Regions from separate parts of the Homo sapiens genome. Here region 2 is linked to region 1. Evidence: chromatin contacts called from ENCODE POLR2A ChIA-PET data. All regions are on one chromosome and are shown on one strand. The core of a region is the stretch at or near the end of the contact, and the rest is flanking DNA. Distances in the headings are between cores, read along the strand shown.

Region 1 (6,514 bases), core at 989-3,488:
GCCAGAGTCCCAGCAGTCGGGCAGACCATCAGTTCCCCCACAGTGTAACCACGGGGTGCACAGTTCACAGGTAGGGAGTGACACCAGGCAAGACAGCCAGACTCAGCGGCCAGGACACCCCATCCCCGGCCCTAGGACTGCACACCTCCCAGGGAGCCTGGGCAGTTGCTGAAGGCAGCTTCCACCCCCCACCCCACCCCCAGTGACTGCGGGCCTTGGACCATTAGCCCCCTCCCCCTGCCCCTCTGCACGGCCCTGAGTGATGGTCCATCTATTATGCATGCTCCCTTCCTGCTCCATCCATTTCATCAGTATTCTCCACCCCTGCACCACCCCGCATCCCCCTCTGCTCCCCTCCCTTAAGGGCTTTTAACCAAGTACATTAGGCAGGGCCAGATGCCAGTCTGACAGATGTCCGTAATGTTAGCCTCCGTTTCCCTCCTTCCTCCCTCTGCCCAGCCCAATTTACCTCCCACCACTCCCCGCTGCCAAAACTTCCCAGGCCTCAGTTGTACCCCTCTTCTGGGTCTCCCCCCTATACCTCCTGTTTGTGCCGGGCCTTTGCCAGCCAACCTGCCCTCTGCTGCCCTGTTGGCCTGGCTCACTTTCAGCTCCAGCTCTTGGAGCGCTGGGGTGTGCTGAATGAATATTCCATCTGGGTGATTATTATTCACATGATATTAATTAATTATTAATTGCAATTAATCTCCTTCATGCCTAACCTTCCTCTGGGAGGCAGGAGGGGCCTGGCAGCTGAAAGGGACAGTGGGCAGGCAGGTAGAGCTGGCTTGGGGCCTCAAGTTATTTTCCAAGGCCCCACCTTCAGCCAGGACAGGAAGAACAACAAGCCTATCTGGGCACTGTGTGGAAACTGAGGCAGGAGCAAGCACTAAGTTGTTCCAAGAAAGCCCACTAAGGTGGCTGTGGTGAGAACCTGAGAGCCCTAATCCCTGACTGGAATCTGGGCTGCCTCTCCCTGCCCCCAACTTGCCCCATCCAAGCCCTGTTTTGAACAGAACAACTAGCTTTGGCCAGAGCAGAGCAGGGGGCCATTGGAAGGCTGACCCAAAGCAGACCTGAGACCTAGGCATTAGTGGTCCCTGTACACTGAGGGCAGGGGACCCTACAATAATGGAAGGGGGCCCTGGGGCTGGGCAGGCCTGGTGCTCCCCACCAGTGGGCTCCAGCACCCACCGGATAGCCCACTGTACAGAAGGGGACCCTGCGGGGCAGCTGCTGAGGGGGACTCCAACCCTGGTTACCCCGTGGGCTTCCTGGGGCTCTGAGGCCTGCTTCAGCCCCTGGCCTCACCACCCAGCCCCACTCACCGGGCCCCCTGGTGGCTCCTGGCGGACCCTTGTGTCCAGCTGCTGCTTTCGGACCTCTCCCCCGGAGCTCTCCCTAACCAGACGGCTGGGTTCCGTGACCTCAGGGGCTCCTGGGCCTCCCAGCTGGGGTAAGCCCCCCCATCGCAGAGCTCCAGCAGGACCTTGGGTCCCAAGACCTGGGGAAACAAGGCCATGGCTGCAGGCAGCTGCCCACCCTGGGGCAGAAGACTTGGGAATGGGGTGGGCATGCCTCATCCCCCACTCTGGTGTGGCCCCTGGAGCCCTAGGGCGATCCGGGTGGGAGGATCTGGCTGCCCTGCAGAGGCAAGAGCCCGCGGGGAGGGGGCCAGGAGCTTCACTCCCGCCCAACCGTCACGACTGCCCCCCCATCCGCCCAAACCCGCAGAGACCTGCAGAGCTGGCCGGTCGGCGGCAGGGGCAGGGACGCGGTGGGCCCGGCCAGCTGGGGACAGGTGGGTGGACGCACCTTCCCTCCTCTCCCGCTCCCCTACCCTCCCGCGCTCCGGACCGGCTGTCACCCCGAGCACTGCAGGAAAAGGTGGCTGCAGCAGCAAGCGCCGCACATCCCGGGGCGGGGGCAGGGAGGGGGCGCCGGGGCCGGGCGGGGGTCACTCACCGGGCGTGGGGAGCAGCGACAGCAGCAGAGCCGCGAACGCCCAGCGCCGCAGCAGCCTCATGGCTCGCTCATTCCTCCCGGTCCGGGGGCTGCGGCTGCCAGCGGCGCGGGGAGGGCGGGAGCAGGGACGGGGGTGGGGAGGCGCCAGCTGCGGAGCCGGGGCGGGGGCGCGGGGCCGGGCGGGGGTCGCGGAGAGGTGGGGGCGGCAGGGACGGCGCCGGGGCTCAGCGCGCTCCGGCCGCGGCCATCCCGGCGGGGCGGCGGGGCCGGGTTAAGAGCTGAGCAGCGAGCACGTGAGCCCAGGGCCCGCCCTCCGCTCTCCCGCCGCCCCCCGGCCCCCCCAGCCCCGCAGGGCCCGGGCCGCCGCCGCGGCAGGACAAAAGAGGCGCCGCCCCGGGGTCCCTCCTCGCACCTCGAAGTCTCCTCGGCAGGTGCGGGGCGGTGGCGCTCCGCGTACTTATCCCGCGGCCTCTCCTCGGCCACCTCTGCCTGAGCATCTCCGAGGACTCGTAGATTTGTAGGGGAGGGAAGCAGGGGACGGGGTACCCCCGGGGTCGACCCGGCGACTGCCTGTCTGGGGCCCGGGGGCAGGGGCGTGGCTGCGGCGCCCACGTTCGCCCCTCTGTCGTGGTACCCCAGAGAGGCTGCCCCAGCCCCAGCTTGGAGCGCCCCGCTTGACCCCAGGCTGTGGAAGCTGGGGTTGGGGTGGGCAAAGGCTCTTGGCGAACGCCGGGCTCTACGCCTCTGGGATTTCTTGCACCTTCGCTACGGGTCGTGTCACTGCGGAGTCCTCTCACGCCCGCGGTACAGACCCCTTCCCATCGGCTCCTTCTCCCCGCCAAAGATGCCCCGGCCTCCAGGAGGGCTTCAGGGATCGCTGTCACTCCAACCATCAGGAAGGGCTGGCATGTCCGTCTGGGTTCCTGAGTCTCTCACAGGCGTCCTGTCCTTCCTCCTAGATAAAATATAAACTAGCCAGGTCACTTATATGCTGCTAGCATGCCCCATGGCTCCCCCTCCCTTGCTAGTCCCAATCCTTAGGAGCAGAAGACACCTCTGGAGCCCCCCAGCATTCCCTCTCTGGTCAGACTAGGCTGCCCTGTCTGCAAAATACTTGACCTCCCAACCTACATTCCCAGCTGTGCCCTCCACCCAGCTCCTGGGGATGTTGGGTCCCAATACCAGGGCTGGGACCTCAGACTTCTGCTAGGGGTGCTGAAGGCCAGATACCTGAGATGGTGTGGGGTGTGGTAGGGCATGGTGGGTGGGCCGCTGAGTCCCCACCCTGACCTTTTTGGTACCCATGCTAGGGGACCACAGGTTGCTGAAGAACAAGATTGGAGGCAGGAAACCCCTTCCTGGGTCCTCTGCTTCCGCAAGGACCCAGGGCCTCTGCTGGGGATGAGGGAACTGCCTCTAGCTTGTGACACCCCCACCCCCCGCTCTATTTTAGGCCCAGGAGAGGTGAGAAGGCGATTTCCCAGGAGGCGCTGACATCAATGTAGGGAACCAAGTGACTCCCCCCACCCCCAACCACCTGCCATGCCAGGCCCAGATGCTCAGTAAGGCTGAGCCAATTCTTCCTTCGCTCTGGAGACATCTTGAGAACCTCCTCCAAGATGTAGGCATGAGGAGGCTCCTGGGAATGAGGGCCTACTAGGTGGTATTCCTGGAAACTCATCATGAGCCCAGAGGGAGAGATTGTGCTCCCCATTTTACAGATGGGGAAACTGAGGCTCTGAGAGGTTATGTGAGCTTCTCAAAGTCACACAGCTGGTGAAAGGCACATCCCATACTCCATGGCCCCACTCCTCTTAGCCACCCCTAGTCCTACTTCCATCTCTGCCCTCCATTTGGGACCAGAGGGGACTGGTATATCTGGTCCCATGCACCCTCACCACACACCCCAGACACGAAGGTGGCTGTCCTGCTCCAGCCTGCCCATGTCCCAGGGCCACATCAGCAAGTCCCGATCAGGAGTGCCCCCCAGTAGGCTGGGTGAGGTTTGTCATTTCACAGTGCGAGCCCGGGGCTGGGAGAGTCTGGGTCCTCCAACATGTTCAAGACCACAGAGCAAGCCCAATCTGTGGTCCAGGCCTCTTCACCAGAGGCATGTTCCTACCACATCGGTGGCCCTGGGACCCTAGACTTCCTGTTGGGGAGACCTGATGAGCCCTAAGAGTGACTCTCCCTGGTGGCACCCTGGGCTAGTTCCAGTGGAGACTCGGTCATATGGCTCCCTGGCCCCCATAGCCACTTATATTCCTGGGTTCCCCGGCTCCCAGCAGATCTGGCTAGAACTTACTTTTTTTTTTTTTTTTTTTTTGAGACAGAGTCTGGCTCTGTCGCCCAGGCTGGAGTGCAGTGGCACGATCTCGGCTCACTGCAAGCTCCGCCTCCCGGGTTCACGCCATTCTCCTGCCTCAGCCTCCTGAATAGTTGGGACTACAGGTGCTCGCCACCACGCCCAGCTATTTTTTTTTTTTTTTTGTATTTTTAGTAGCGACGGGGTTTCACATGTTAGCCAGCATGGTCTCGATCTCCTGGCCTCGTGATCCACCCGCCTCGGCCTCCCAAAGTGCTGAGATTACAGGCGTGAGCCACCGCACCCGGCTAGAACTTACTATTTTTTTTTTTTCTTTTGGAGAGTCTCGCTCTGTCACCCAGGCTGGAGTAAAGTGGCAAGATCGCGGCTCACTTCAACCTCCACCTCTGGGGTCAAGTGATTCTCTTGCCTCAGCCTCCCGAGCAGCTAGGACAACAGGCATGTGTCACCATACCTGGCTAATTTTTTGTATTTTTAGTAGAGATGGGATCTCACCATGTTGCCCGGGCTGTTCTCACCCTCCTAAATTCACCATGTTGTCCAGGCTGTCCTCAACCTCCTAAATTCAGGCAATCTGCCTGCCTCCCAAAGTGCTAGGATTACAGGTGTGAGCCACCATGCCTGGCCTAGAACTTTCTTTTTTTTTTTTTTTGAGATTGAGTTTCGCTCTTTTTTTTTTTTTGAGATGGAGTCTCGCTGTGTCACCCAGGCTGGAGTGCAGTGGCGCCATCTCGGCTCACTGCAAGCTCCGCCTCCCGGGTTCATGCCATTCTCCTGCCTCAGTCTCCCGAGTAGCTGGGACTACAGGTGCCCAACACCATGCCCAGCTAATTTTTTTGTGTTTTTAGTAGAGACGGGGTTTCACTGTGTTAGCCAGGATAGTCTCGATCTCCTGACCTCGTGATCCACCCGCCTCGGCCTCCCAGGGTGCTGGTGGGATTACAGGGTGAGCCACCACCCCCAGCTGGAGTTTCGCTCTTGTTGCAATGGCATGATCTCGGCTCACCGCAACCTCCACCTCCCAGGTTCAAGCAATTCTCCTGCCTCAGCCTCCCGAGTAGCTGGGATTACAGACATGTGCCACCATGCCCAGCTAATTTTGTATTTTTAGTAGAGATGTGGTTTCTCCATGTTGGTCAGGCTGGTCTCGAACTCCTGACTTCAGGTGATCCACCCACCTCGGCCTCCTAAAGTGCTGGGATTACAGGCGTGAGCCCACCGCACCCAGCCGATCTTTTTTTTTTTTTTTTTTTTTTTTTTTGAGATGGGAGTCTCACTCTGTTGCTTAGGCTGGAGTGCAGTGGCATGATCTCGGCTCACTGCAATCTCCTTCTCCTGGGTTCAAGTGACTCTCCTGCCTCAGCCTCCCAAGTAGCTGGGATTACAGGTGTGCACCACCACGCCTGGCTAATTTTTGTATTATTAGTAGAGATGGGGTTTCGCCATGTTGGTCAGGCTGTTCTCAAACTCCTGGCCTCAAGCAATCTGCCTGCTTCAGCCTCCCAAAGTGCTGGGATTGCAGGCAATAGACCTTATTTTTTAATTTTTTGAGGGTCTCGCTCTGTTGCCCAGGCTGGAGAACAGTGGCACAATCATAGCTTCCTGTAACCTTGACCTCTTGGGCTCAAGTCATCTCCTGCCTCAGCCTCCTGAGTAGCAGGGACTACAGGTGGCGTCACCAAGCTTGGCTTTTTTTTTTTTTTTTTTTTTCAGACGGAGTCTTGTTCTGTTGCCCAGGCTGGAGTGCAATGGTATGACCTCGGCTCACTGCAACCTCCTCCTCCCACCGGGTTCCAGCAATTCTCCTGCCTCAGCCTCTCAAGTAGCTGGGATTACAGGTGTGCTCCACCATGTCTGGCTAATTTTTGTATTTTTAGTAGAGATGGGGTTTCACCATGTTGGCCAGGCTGGTCTTGAACTCCTGACCTCAAGTGATCTGCCCACCTTGGCCTCCCAAAGTGCTGGGATTACAGGTGTGAGCCACCGTGCCCAGCACTTTTGTATTTTTTGTAGAGATTGGGTTTCATCATGTTGTCCTGGCTGTTCTCAACACCTGGACTCAAGAGCCATTCAAGGCCAGGCGTGGTGGCTCAAGCTTGTAATCCCAGCACTTTGGGATGCTGAGGCGGGTGGATCACGAGGTCAGGAGATCGAGACCATCCTGGCTAACACGGTGAAACCCTGTCTCAACTAAAAATACAAAAAATTAGCCAGGCGTGGTGG
Region 2 (6,380 bases), core at 895-3,394, 320 kb before region 1:
ACGCCTGTAATCCCAGTATTTTGGGAGGCCGAGGCGGGCGGATCACTAGGTCAGGAGATTGAGACCATTCTGGCTAAATGGTAAAACACCGTCTCTACTAAAAATACAAAAAATTAGCCAGGCGTGGTGGCAGGCGCCTATAGTCCCAGCTACTTGGGAGGCTGAGGTAGGAGAATGGCGTGAACCTGGGAGGCGGAGCTTGCAGTGAGCCGAGATTGCGCCACTGCACTCCAGCCTGGGCGACAGAGCGAGACTCCGTCTCAAAAAATAAAAATAAATAAATAAATAAAAGAAACATGTCTGTGTGTATGCACGTGTGCATGTGTGCACGTGATCAAGGGGACTTCCTTGTGCTGCTTTCCCCTACATGACACACCCCATGAATGAAGCAAAAAGTTTCTTAGCCTCATTAATGTTTTATTAAATTAAAAAATAGAGACAGGGGTCTCCCTATGTTACCCAGGCTGGTCTCAAATTCTAGGTTTGAGTGATCCTGCTGCCTTGAACTCCCAAAGTGCTGGGATTACAGGTGTGAGCCACCATGCTCAGCCTCTTAGCCACACTGAAAAGTCAAAATTGGCTGGGCGCGGTGGCTTATGCCTGTAATCCCAGCACTTTGGGAAGCCGCGGCAGACAGATCATGAGGTCAGGAGTTCGAGACCAGCCTGACCCACATGGTGAAACCCCGTCTCTACTAAAAATACAAAATTAGCCAGGCGTGGAGGCATGCGCCTGTAATCCCAGCTACTTGGGAGGCTGAGGCAGGAGAACTGCTTGAACCCGGGAGGCTGTGGTTGCAGTGAGCCAATATCATGCCATTGCACTCCAGCTCTGGGCGACAGAGCAAGACTCCATCTTGGGGAAAAAAAAAAAAAGAAAAAGAAAAGAAAAGAAAAAAAGAAAAGTCAAAATTAGGAGTCCAACCTGAGTACAGTGAATCCTAATCTGTAGAATCAGCTAAACACAGAGGTAATTTTAACTGTATATTTTAGACAATCAATTTTCAAATAATTGAAAGGTCCAGCATGGTGGGTCATGCCTGTAATCCCAACACTTTGGGAGGAAAAGGCAGGCGGATCACTTGAGCTCAGGAGTTTGAGACCAGCCTGGGCAACATGGCGAAACCCCGTCTCTAACACAAATCCAAAAATTAGCCAGGTGTGGTGGTGCACACTTGTAGTCCCAACTACTGGGGAGGCTGAGTTGAGAGGTTGGCTTGAAGCCTGGGAGGAGGAGCCTGCAGTGAGCTAAAATCGCACAACTATACTCCAGCCTGGGCAATACAGCCAGACACTGTCTCAAAACAAACAAACAAACAAACAAAAAAACACCAAAACCCCCAAGAATTAAAACAATATAAAATACAATTTTCCATTAACATTATGTTAAATACAATTTATAATTCAGAAAGACTTCAGGGTCTCAAAATGCCTCGGAGTTATTATGAATATTACTATCATCTCACAGACAGATACTGTGTATATATATATATACAGGGAGAAAGTGATCTGAAATCACATGCTGCCAATTCTCTTCACAGAATGTCTTCAGATTCTCCTATCTCTTCCTGTTCCTGGGAGGAATGCTCACATCCAGACTTCATGACCTTACCCTTGGACTTAAGTTACCTCCAGCCTTTTCTGGATCTCTTTGCCTTCACAATCTTTCTGCATCACCTGAACTCTATATAGCTGTGGGACTCACCTCTGTGAAAATGGCTTTCCATGTGTCCCCCCCATGCTTGAAATCCTAGAGTAACAGCGGCTTCTTAACTTGGAAGGTATCAAGCCCAATTTTTCCCTAGGCCTATCACCCTCATTTCCCACTTACGCTGTCCACTCTTGCCTCCCACAGCTTCCATCTGGCCGGGCCTCTCAGTGCCCCTGATGCAGAAAGACTGTGACAGGGAGAGATCCAGTTAAGTCTGAAGGTTCCTTTAGTCCAAGCATAAGGTCATGAAGTCTAGATGCAAGTACACCTACTTGGTATGATATTAATGAGACCCAGAAGGCATTAACATGGAAGGAAGACTGAGAACATTCAAAGGGGAAATAAGGTAACTTCCTTAAAACCAGATGCTCAGCAAAACCCCCAAGGCCATGGCAAACAACAGAAACCATAAAGTCATTTATGGCCTAAAGATAACTTCTTCTTCTTAGTAACTCAATTTTGTTATTGCACACAGGACCATCTGCAGCCTAGGACAACTCTGTGGTTTTCCTACTCCAGATATTTTCACTTCAGTCTCAGGATTACGTGAAGCATTATAAGATTTAAAAACTGGCTCATAGGCTGGGTGCGGTGGCTCACGCCTGTAATCTCAGCACTTTGGGAGGCCAAGGCAGGCGGATCACCTGAGGTCGGGAGTTCGAGACCAGCCTGACCAATAAGGAGAAACCCTGTCTCTACTAAAAATACAAAATTAGCCGGGCGTGGTGGCACATGCCTGTAATCCCAGCTACTCGGGAGGCTGAGGCAGGAGAATCACTTGAACCTGGGAGGTGAAGATTGTGGTAAGCCAAGATTGCACCACTATACTACAGCCTGGGTAAGAAGATCAAAACTCCATCTCAAAAAACAAACAAACAAGACCTGGCTGATATTAGGAGACAAAGCAGTGTCCCATTGTTGGATACAATTTATAATATAAATTCTTATTCATAACAGCTTATGGAACAAATTATCTGGTCCATAACCACAAATTAGCTGGTTCCATAACAGCTTATGGAACAAATTATGGTAATATGAATTACCATAAGAATAACTTTTTATAATTCTACAAAAGAAAGAATCAAAAAGGTAAGGTGAAGAACTGCTGTAGATTAACCAACTGGATACTTACTAAACATAATTTCACATGGGGAAAATAATTACTTCTTCCAACTTTAAAAGTCTTTACAAATATGCAAAATCACTGTAAAAACTACCTTCCTGCCTTTGTTCTTCCTATTTAGCGGAGATACTTCCATGTAGCTATCACCTCATGAACCCAATTTTTGTGGAAGGATCTTGGGCTGAACTCTTGTTCTGCTTTATGCATTGCCAATACAAGTATCTAGAAATCTCCAAGACCGAAACTAAAATCAGAGAGCAAATTTCATTTTCTTTATATTGGCTTGAATTTGTACAAGCAGCCAGTTACTGAGCAAAAATCCTGTTTCAACTTGTACATCAAGCACACGGCTGAAGAACACAGGGAAGTTGTTTTTTCTTTTCTTTTTTTTTTTTTGAGACAGAGTTTCACTCTTGTTGCCCAGGCTGGAGTGCAATGGCACGATCTCAGCTCACTGCAGCCTCCGCCTCCTAGGTTCAAGGGATTCTCCTGCCTCAGCTTCCCAAGTAGTTGGGATTATAAGCATGTGCCATCACACCCAGCTAATTTTTGTATTTTTAGTAGAGACAGGGTCTCACCAAGTTGGTCAGTCTGGTCTCAAACTCCTGACCTCAGGTGATTCACCTGCCTCAGCTTCCCAAAGTACTAGGATTACAGGCATGAGCCACCGTGCCTGGCCACTTTTTTTTTTTTTTCTTTAATGAGTCATTTTCACTGAGCTACCAAGTATTGAGCCCCATCCGTGAGGACACATTATGAGTACACATAGTCTTACAGTCAACACCCCCAAACAGAAGACAACCAATTCAGCAAAACCAGACTTCCAAGGAGCCCACTCCAGTTAGCTTTCATGGTAATTATAATAATTTTAATTATTCATAGGGAACCAAGCTCAGAGGCCTTGAGAGTAGAACTTCAAAAAGCATCCTAGCAAGCCAACGCCACTTCACAGAAGAATGGCCTCAATTTGGACTAAGGGAAAACAAAACTAGAGGACCCCACAGAAGCCAGGCTAATCCTTCTCCAGGAATCTGGCATCATTTTTTGTTTGTTTCTTGATTCATGTTTTTTGTTTTTGAGATGGAGTCTCGCTCTGTCACCCAGGCTGGAGTACAATGGCACAATCTTGGCTCACTGCAGCCTCCTCATCACAGGTTCCAGTGATTCTTCTGCCTCAGCCTCCTGGGTAGCTGGGAATACAGGCACATACCACCATACCCAGCTAATCTGTGTATTTTTAGTAGAGATGAGGTCTCGCCATGTTGGTCAGGCTGGTCTTGAACTCCTGACTTCAGGTGATCTGCCTGCCTCAGCCGCTCAAAGTGCTAGGATTACAGGCGTAAGCCACCGTGCCTGGCCTCTTTTTTTGTTTTGTTTTGAGACGGAGTCTTGCTCTGTTGCCAGCCTGGAGTGCAGTGCCGTGTTCTCAGCTCACTGCAACCTCCGCCTCCTGGGTTCAGCGATTCTCCTGCCTCAGCCTCCTGAGTAGCTGGGACTACCACCATGCCTGGCTAATTTTTCATACTTTTAGTAGAGACGGGGTTTCACCATGTTGGCCAGGCTGGTCTTGAACTCCTGACCTCATGATCTGCCAGCCTTGGCCTCCCAAAGTGCTGGGATTACAGGCGTGAGCCACCACGCCCAGCCATTTTTTTTTTTTTAAGACAAGAGTCTCGCTCTGTTGCCCAGCCTCTAGTGCAGTGGTGTGATCTCGGCTCACTGCAACCTCCACCTCCCAGGTTCAAGCAAATCCTCACACCTCGGCCTCCTGAGTAGCTGGGATTACAGGCGCCCAGCATCAGGCCCAGCTAATTTTTATATTTTTAGTAGAGACGGGGTTTCACCATGTTGGCCAGTCTGGTCTTGGACTCCTGACCTCAAGTGATCCACTCACCTCAGCCTCCCAACATGCTAGGATTACAGGCGTGAGCCACCGCACCTGGCTGTTTGTTCATTTTTGAGACAGGGTCTTGCTCTGTCACCCAGGCTGGAGTGCAGTGGCACGATCATGGCTCACTGCAGCCTCCAGCTCCTGCCTCCAACTCCTGGCTCAAACAATCCTCCTGCTTCAGCATCCTGAGTAATTGGGGCTACAGGTGTGCACCACCATGCCTGGCTAATTTTAGGCTGGGCTCAAACTCCTGGGCTCAAGCAATCCTCCTGCCTTGGCCTCCAAAAGTGCTGGGATTATGGGAATGAGCCACCGTGCCTGGCTGGCATCCTTTTTAAAGGGATTTGAAGTCCACACCCACTGGGTGGGAATCCTAGGGCATGCTGCGATTCGGCACACTGAAATAGAAATCTCTCACAGATCTAAGCTGCCAGTCACCTTATTTCAAACTGAGATTGGCCAGAACCAGAATCTTAGAATACAGCAAACCAAAGTCCAACTTGTTTCACTTGGTTCCAAAATAAAGAGTAGAGAATTCAGTAAAGTTTGCCTTGGTGCAGCAACAGAAGTGCCTCCTCCCCCAGAAGGCAGATGGCAGTTCATACAAAAATTGTGAGACTTATATTCTAAAGTTGATCAACTCAAGAAGTCATCAATGACCAACCTAGCAAATACAGGGTGAATTAGAATAAAAGATCCAGGAACAGAGCAGAAAAGCAATCAAGAAATGTCATCTCGGCCGGGCACGATGGCTCACGCCTGTAATACCAGCACTTTGGGAGGCCGAGGTGGGCAGATCACGAGGTCAGGAGATCGCGACCATCCTGGCTAACATGGTGAAACCCCGTCTCTACTAAAAAACAATACAAAAAAATTAGCTGGGCGTGGTGGTGGGCGCCTGTAGTCCCAGCTACTCGGGAGGCTGAGGCAGGAGAATGGCGTGAACCCAGGAGGCGGAGCTTGCAGTGAGCAGAGAACCAGCCACTGCACTCCGGCCTGGGCGACTGAGCGAGACTCTGTCTCAAAAAAAAAAAAAAAGTCATCTTTTAATGAAGACCAAAATGTTACAAGTTCAAAGATGTAAGACATCCTAAGGATGCTCCTGTATAAATTCAGACCTTGGGGAGGAGATGGAAAACTAACTTCAGTACTTATTTCTAGAAATAGAGCGCAATGCTGGGTATGTGAGCGGGTGGGAGGTAAGGGTAAGCTGGCAGATGAACAGCAGGAGAAGAGGAACTTCTAGACAACAGGAGCAGCGAGGGTCCATATGTGGGCCTCCTCTCAGTCTTACTGGATGATGCAATCCGCTCAAAACTGCATGCCTGGGAAGAAAAAGCTCTATCATAGGGGAGGGGAAGCTGAGCTTCCAACACTGGAATCTCAGAACCATCTGGCTTAACTTGTTGTTTACAGATGAGGAAACTAAGGCCCAGAGATGTGAGGCAAATTGGTTATCAACCAACCAACTAGCATCTAGGGAGGAGCCATCAATCTCTAAAGACTTGGCTTGGGGCCATTTCCCCCCAAAGGCTATGGCTTCGTTCCCTGTAAGAATTGATTTGAGAATCCTCCAAAGCCAAGAGAATATTGTTTCCTCACACTGGGCTATAGAACACAGCTTTGGTGTTTGAGAGGAGCAAGCATTAGAAGTAA

The links. ChIA-PET counts read pairs that join two places held with the same protein, here RNA polymerase II (POLR2A).
Region 2: POLR2A ChIA-PET joins it to region 1 with 15 read pairs in activated CD4-positive, alpha-beta T cell. The contact joins the enhancer-like site here to the promoter of ADAM11 in region 1. POLR2A ChIA-PET finds 5 or more read pairs at or near these places in 3 of 52 experiments (H1, HEK293T and activated CD4-positive, alpha-beta T cell).

What each region holds. Positions count from the first base shown.
Region 1 is chr17:44,754,712-44,761,225 of GRCh38, reverse strand. ADAM11 (ADAM metallopeptidase domain 11) reads right to left here and starts at 2,238. Exons shown (of 27, transcript NM_002390.6): 1 at 1,966-2,238; 2 at 1,329-1,504. The coding sequence starts at 2,026. RefSeq lists an enhancer at 2,046-2,597.
Region 2 is chr17:45,073,600-45,079,979 of GRCh38, reverse strand. All of the region lies in intron 1 of NMT1 (N-myristoyltransferase 1), which reads right to left. Among named protein-coding and RNA genes, the nearest start is that of NMT1, 15 kb to the right of the region's middle. Within about 2 kb of position 2,144, at least 3 of the 41 ENCODE cell types and tissues checked have a DNase peak (open chromatin) inside an H3K27ac peak, as active enhancers do.